Linked DNA regions of Homo sapiens: region 1 is linked to region 2. The links are chromatin contacts, found by Hi-C or POLR2A ChIA-PET in ENCODE. All regions are on one chromosome and are shown on one strand. Each heading gives the region's core, a stretch centred on a gene start or an enhancer-like site at or near the end of the contact. The rest is flanking DNA. Distances are from core to core; before and after follow the strand shown.

What was found. A loop is a pair of places that touch in the nucleus more often than their neighbours do. ChIA-PET counts read pairs that join two places held with the same protein, here RNA polymerase II (POLR2A). Pooled maps may share reads with other maps.
Region 1: a loop to region 2 is called in a pooled map, with 4 times the contacts of the local background. The contact joins the promoter of ARK2N here to the enhancer-like site in region 2. A Hi-C loop is called at or near these places in 4 of 50 pooled maps. POLR2A ChIA-PET finds 5 or more read pairs at or near these places in 4 of 52 experiments (GM12878, OCI-LY7, Panc1 and 1 more).

What each region holds. Positions count from the first base shown.
Region 1 is chr18:46,172,312-46,175,444 of GRCh38, forward strand. ARK2N (arkadia (RNF111) N-terminal like PKA signaling regulator 2N) reads left to right here and starts at 1,723. Exons shown (of 5, transcript NM_145055.5): 1 at 1,723-2,019. RefSeq lists enhancers at 1,297-1,346, 1,667-1,926, 1,957-2,006, 2,607-2,736.
Region 2 is chr18:45,872,817-45,875,967 of GRCh38, forward strand. The region is part of intron 35 of EPG5 (ectopic P-granules 5 autophagy tethering factor); the gene reads right to left. Among named protein-coding and RNA genes, the nearest start is that of SIGLEC15, 49 kb to the left of the region's middle. Within about 2 kb of position 1,800, at least 7 of the 41 ENCODE cell types and tissues checked have a DNase peak (open chromatin) inside an H3K27ac peak, as active enhancers do; they include GM12878 and OCI-LY7, where a contact is called at or near this core.

The sequences.
Region 1 (3,133 bases), core at 473-2,972, 300 kb after region 2:
AGAGCAAGACTCTGTCTCAAGAAAAAAACCAAAAAACCAAAACCAACCAACCAAACAAAAAACAAAGAAACAACAACCACAAAGCAAAAAACAAAAAACAAAAAACAGGAGAAGGACCCAAGATGGTATCTCAGTAGTCAGGGTCCTACTTCAGTATTTCTGCAGCATTGATTAGATCAGACTGTCAAGGAATCTTTTAAAAACTCAATGTATTAGTCCACATTCATTCATTTCCAGACTGAAAGTTGTGATCTTAGTGTGATTTTTCCTTTTCTTTTCTTTTTTTCCTGAAATAGGCTGGGCTCTTGTCACTACCCCATAACCTCTCAAATCCCTTGAGGACTCAGGTAGCAGAAAGTAAATAAATGAATGAACGAGTGAAATAACATACACGGATAAACTACTTAGCTAGCACACACTACGTTCTCTGTGATTCTCAGTGAGGCAGTTGGTGGCTGTGGTTAAGAAAGTAAGCTCTGCCTGTGTTGGAATCCAACACTGCCACTTACTTGGATGTGTCATCTTGGGCAGGTCACTCTGTCCCTCAGTTTCCACCTTTGCAATTTGGGACTAGTAACGCCATCCAACTCATAGGGTTGTTATGAGTTGTAATGAGGATTCAGTGGATTTAACCCATTTAAATGCAAGGTGCCTGGTATAATAAAATTATTTTCTTTTCTTAATTTATTCTTGTAGTTGGGGATGAAAAACTCGCACTCCTGTAGGCAGTCAGAAAAAATGAGTGAAGTGGGGGAACTAAGGGGCCTGGTCTGAAGGGGGAGACTGATATTTAGGGGAGTGCGGACCCAGTGGTGTGAGATTTTCAGAATCTCCTCTTGACGGGTCTCATCCGAGGTTCCAGCACAGCTCTGTAAAGGTAAAGACCGTTTACATTTTCCTCCTCAAAGCTTTATTATTATTATTTTTCTTCTCAAAACACTGCTTTGCTTTGGGGGAGCGCGGGTCCTTGGCCAGATCTTGAGTCTTGAGATATGTCTTCAGCATCTCCTGCTCCTCCTTGGGAAACGCTCCACCCGCCAGTGGGCCTGCGCCCTCCTCCCCTTCTTCGGGGTTCGGGTCCACCTCGTTTCCCCCACCCTCCCCAGGGCTGACTGCAAATCGGAGGGCGACTGCAGAGGCGGAATTCGGGGCAGAGCGGGGTCTCCCCAGCGGGCCACGTCCCACCAGCAGGTGGCGGTCGATCTGCAAGGCCTGCAAGGTGCCCGGACAGAAACTTGAGCAGATATTGGTGCCGCTGCCCGAGAAGAGCTCAGCCGAGTCTCCCCGAGCCCAGCTATCGGCATCCGCGAAAAAGCGGGGAGAGAAGGGCACGGGCTCTCCGCTGGAGCGACTCTGGGATTCAGACACCGCAAGCTGCTTTCGGAAGGGCTTCAGGAGGGGGTGAGTACTGAGCAGCGCACAGAAAAGGGAGCGCTGTCCTTTGCTGAAGGCATTGTCCTTGGCTTGCATTGAGTGGCTTTCCCACCCCCCGGGAAAGACATTTCGGGAAGGTGACGGTCTCAACAGAAGGAGGGAGCGCGGGAAAGAAGCCCGGGGAGCCGGCGCCTTCACGCCCCGCGGTCTGCAGCGGGAGGAGCGCGGGTTCCATCGCGCCAGATGGCGCTGTCTGGCTTTTCTCGGGCCTCGGGCGCCAGTCTCCAGAGGTCTCCGGCGCAGCTGCCTCTCTAGCCGGCCGACGCGGGCTCTGTGTTTCCGGGCGGAAGTGAGGCGCCCAGCGGAACGGCCTCTGGTGACATTTTCTTGGGGGCGGCGCGGACGACTGAAGGGACTTGGTGGTAGAGGCTGCGGAGGCGGCGAGGTTCACTTTGGTCCCGGCAGGGGCTCTGACCGCGACCCACTGCTCGCTGCCGGGGCTTGTTCCGAGGAGGAGAAGGCGGCGGTGGCCGTCGCGTCCTGAGTCACCGCAGCGGGGAAGAGTCCCGGCCGGGGGTTCGGTGCGTGCCCCGACGGGGCGCGCGCGAAGCGAGCGAGAAGGCACGGAGTCGCCGCGGAGCGCAGGTGAGGCGGGAAGGGGCGCAGGGCCGCGGCCTGGCTACTGGTCGAGTTGGGGGGCCCGGGTTGCGTCCCAGGGAGGGGTCGGGGCGAATCGGAGGGCTGCGGGCCGCGGTGAGGGCTCTGCGGCGTCCGGACGCTGGGGTCCTAGCGGGCCTGGCTGGTGGGCGCCGGGAACTCGCAGCCTGGATTGCCGGCTGACGCTGGGGCATCGCACCTCTCCGACCTCCTTGCTCGTCCGCCGTTGGTGACCCTAGCGTCCTCCCGGCCCGGCGGAGTTGGCTCCGGCACTCCAAGCCCCCAGACGCTGGGGCCGGGTTGAGGCGAGTCCTTTTCCGGGGGTGCTGAGGGGAGGCTGGAGGTGCCGCAGTCCCCGGGCTGCGGGGGGAAGCGACTTCACGGCCCTGGAGTTGTCTTCACGCAACTTTCCGGCTCCTAGGCCCGCGGGGGAAGCAGTGGCGGCAACTCCGCCAGCTCCGAGAGTAGGGGGTCTGGCGCCGACACCTGCCCCTGCAGCGGAGAGCTCCGGCGCCGCGGCCGCAGTGGCCTTGGTGGAGGGAGAAAAGGCTTTCTTATAGGCTTGGCGCCGCCTGCCTCTCGGCGCTTCCACTACCTTCGGTCGGCAGGCGCCTCCAGTCAATGCGAGAGATGTGTCAGTCTCCAAAATAGACCGCTTCTGGGGAGTTTGTCAACTTTATTTCAAAACCGGCGAGGATGTACACTGACGAACCCGTGTTAAAGACTATCGCCTTTACGCAAGCCATTCATTCTCACTTTAAAATTGTCCACCCCCCCGCCCCGACCCCCGTCCCCGGCAGCCCCCATCACAAAATTGATGCTCACAGGTTGAAGTAGAGAACATCGGTACGAGCCCTACCAGATCCTTGAGCAGTTTCTGTTTGGATGGGTTTTTCGTTTTTTGCCTGACCTTTTGCTTTCTGAATCCTCTTACCCAGTAGAATTAAAATCCTACTGATGATACTTCGTCAAGGTTGGACCTCTTAATTACAAAAACATCTGCCAATTTTGCTTAGGCTTTTATTGTGTAGTATTGGGTACATGCTAACAGAATCACTCCCTTTCTTCTCTTGGGATATTTTAAGGATGGAAGCTATTAACT
Region 2 (3,151 bases), core at 550-3,049:
ACCTTTAAGACAGAGGTTAATGATAGCATTCGTTTAAATATGGATAAAAGACAGTTTTGTTTAGATAAAGTTGGGTAAGTATGTAGAAGATATCCAGAAGGATGTCTTAGGATAGACTGAGCTGATAGTTCCAGCCAAGACACAAATTCTGTGACGTCAGATAAATTCTTTTCATTTTCAGGTCCCCACTTTTCTCATCCATAGAAGGAGCTAGTGGATCAGATAACCTCACTAAAAAGCTGCAATACTTCTTCATCCTACCTTGCAAAGCTCTCCTGTTTCCTTTCTTTGAACCCAGCTACCAAGTCTTGATGTCTGTGAACCCTTCTGTCCTATGCCACTTTCTTATTTTATTCATATACAGGGGCAAGAGAGCCTTGGGGTGCTTTCCCCTATACTAAGAAATTAAATATGGCTGGGCATGGTGGCTCATGCCTGTAATCCCAGCACTTTGGGAGGCCAAGGCAGGCGGATCACAAGGTCAGGAGTTCAAAACCAGCCTGGCCAATATGGTGAAACCACGTCTCTACTAAAAATACAAAAATCAGCCGGGTGTGGTGGCGGGCGCCTGTAGTCCCAGCTACTCGGGAGACTGAGGCAGGAGAATCGCCTGAACCCAGGAGGCAGAGGTTGCAGTGAGCCAAGATCCTGCCACTGCACTCCAGCCTGGGCAACAGAGTGAGACTCAGTCTCAAAGGAAAAAAAAAAAAAGAAATTAAATATATAGCCTTTATGATTATAATTTGGTGCTCAAATCTTTTTCTCAGTAATCAATATATTCTGGATGGTAAAAAGCAGCTAGAAGTCTGCCTTTCAAAAAAATAATTGAGTACTACTAGGATTTCATGTGTTACTCATTGAACCACTATTTATCAAACACACACTGAGAATATGGCATTACCCTAGTTTTGTAGGGAGCAAAAAGAAGCAAAGAATAACATTTCTGTTATTCTATGAAGAGTTTACACCTCTTCAAGGTAAGATAAGATATATAAAAGATAAATCAGAAATACAAATAAGGTACAGCCAGACAAAATGAAATGAGCTATCCAGCCATGAAAAGGCATAAAGAGACTTCAATGTCTATTACTAAGTGAAAGAAGTTAATCTGAAAATGCTATGATTCCAACCATAGGACATTCTAGAGAAGGTAACACTATGGAGATAGTAAAAGGATCAGGGGTTGAGGGGAGGGAGAGATGAACAGGCAGAGCGCAGAGGATTTTTAAGGCAGTGAAACTGCTCTGTATGATACCACAATGGTGGGCACATGTTATTTGTCATTTGTCAAAACCCACCGAATGTGTTTACCAAGAGAGAACACTAATGTAAATCATGGACTTTCATTGATAATGATGCCTTAATGTAGGTTCATCAATTATAACAAATGTATCACCCTGGTGTGGAATGTCCAGAGTGGGGAAGGCTTGTGCATGTGTGGGGGCAGAAGGTATAAAGGAATTCTTGTACTTTCCACTTAATTTTGCTGTAAACCTAAAACTGCTCTAAAAAATAAAGTCCGTTAAACAAAAAATAAAATCTATTACAAAAAAAAAACAAAACTGGATGACATATGCTTAACTGTATGTATTAGCTCATTTTCACACTGCTGATAAAGACATATCCAAGACTGGGTAATTTACAAAGAAAAAGAGGTTTAACAGACTCACAGTTCCATGTGGCTGGGGAGGCCTCACAATCATGGTGGAAGATGAAAGGCATGTCTTACATGGCAGCAGGCAAGAGAGAGAATGAGAGCCAAGCAATACGGGAAACCCCTTATCAAACCACCAGATCTCATGAGACTCATTCACCACCAGGAGAACAGTATGAGGGAAACCGCCCCCATGATTCAATTATCTTCCACTGGCTCCCTCCCACAACACATGGGAATCATGGTAGCTACAATTCAAGATGACATTTGGGTGGGGACACTGCCAAACCATATCACTCTATAACTAAATGCCACACAAACACATGGCAGCCACAGGGGCACTAGGTGTATTCAGTGGAAGAAAACACCATGGGCCAGAAGCAAAGAGGAAGCCAGAGTGTTAAACAGATGCTGAAACCAGCCAACCGAGGACTATTTGCCTGCTGAGTTTTAACAGCACAAGAGGACAGAACATGAGGTTTTCTAAGGACTATATTCTTACTGAAAGGGTAGAATGGGGCAAAAGAGGAAACTTCTCTGCCTTACCCTAGATTGTGAGTCAGGAGAGATCAAAAAGTTTACTGTGAGAATTGAGGCCAGCCCGCAAGTGAGTTTGGGGTTTCATTTCATGTAACTGGTAGCACGGGAAACCCCAAACCAAGAAGTTAAGTAGTTCCAATTGACAACAAATGTAGATCCTCTCTGGAGGACTTACACACCCTCAGCCTAGGCCTTATGAGATTCCCATCAGTCTCTCTAAATATGGGCTCACAATACAAAATTTAAAAACACACAAGGAAACATGCCTCCAAGAACAAGAATCCAAAGGAAAATTAAACAGCAGCATAAGACAACCCCCAACAGGAATTTCAGATAATAGAATTAATGTACATACATCATAAAGTAAGCATGTTTAAACAAATTCTAAGGAAATAAAAAATAGAATTTTAAATGAAAGAAAAGATACTACCAAAAAGGATCAGGGTACATTTGAAAAACAAACAAATAGATCTAGAAATGGAAAAAATAATCACTTCAATGAAAAATTCAATTGATATATTTTAAGCAGATGAGACAGAGCTGGAGAGAGACTAAAGAAATGGAAGGAAGACCTCTAGAAATTACCCATAATAAAGCAAAAAAAGACAGAAAATATGAAAAAGAGGTTAAGAGTTAGGGAGGACAGGAAGAAACTCAACATGCAGGACAGGCAATATTGGAAGAGAGAAAGACTGCAAATTTACCATAACTGAGAAACTCAGAGCAACCTAACAAAAAAAGGTAAGAAGTTACACACCTAAAGGCCGGGCGTGGTGGCTCACACCTGTAATCCTAGCACTTTGGGAGGCCGAGGCGGGCAGATAGCCTGAGCTCAGGAGTTTGAGACCAGCCTGGGCAACATGGTGAAACCCCGTCTCTACTAAAACTACAAAAAAATTAGCCAGGTGTGGCGGCATGCGCTTGTAGTCCCAGCTACTCGGGAGGCTGAGGCAGGAG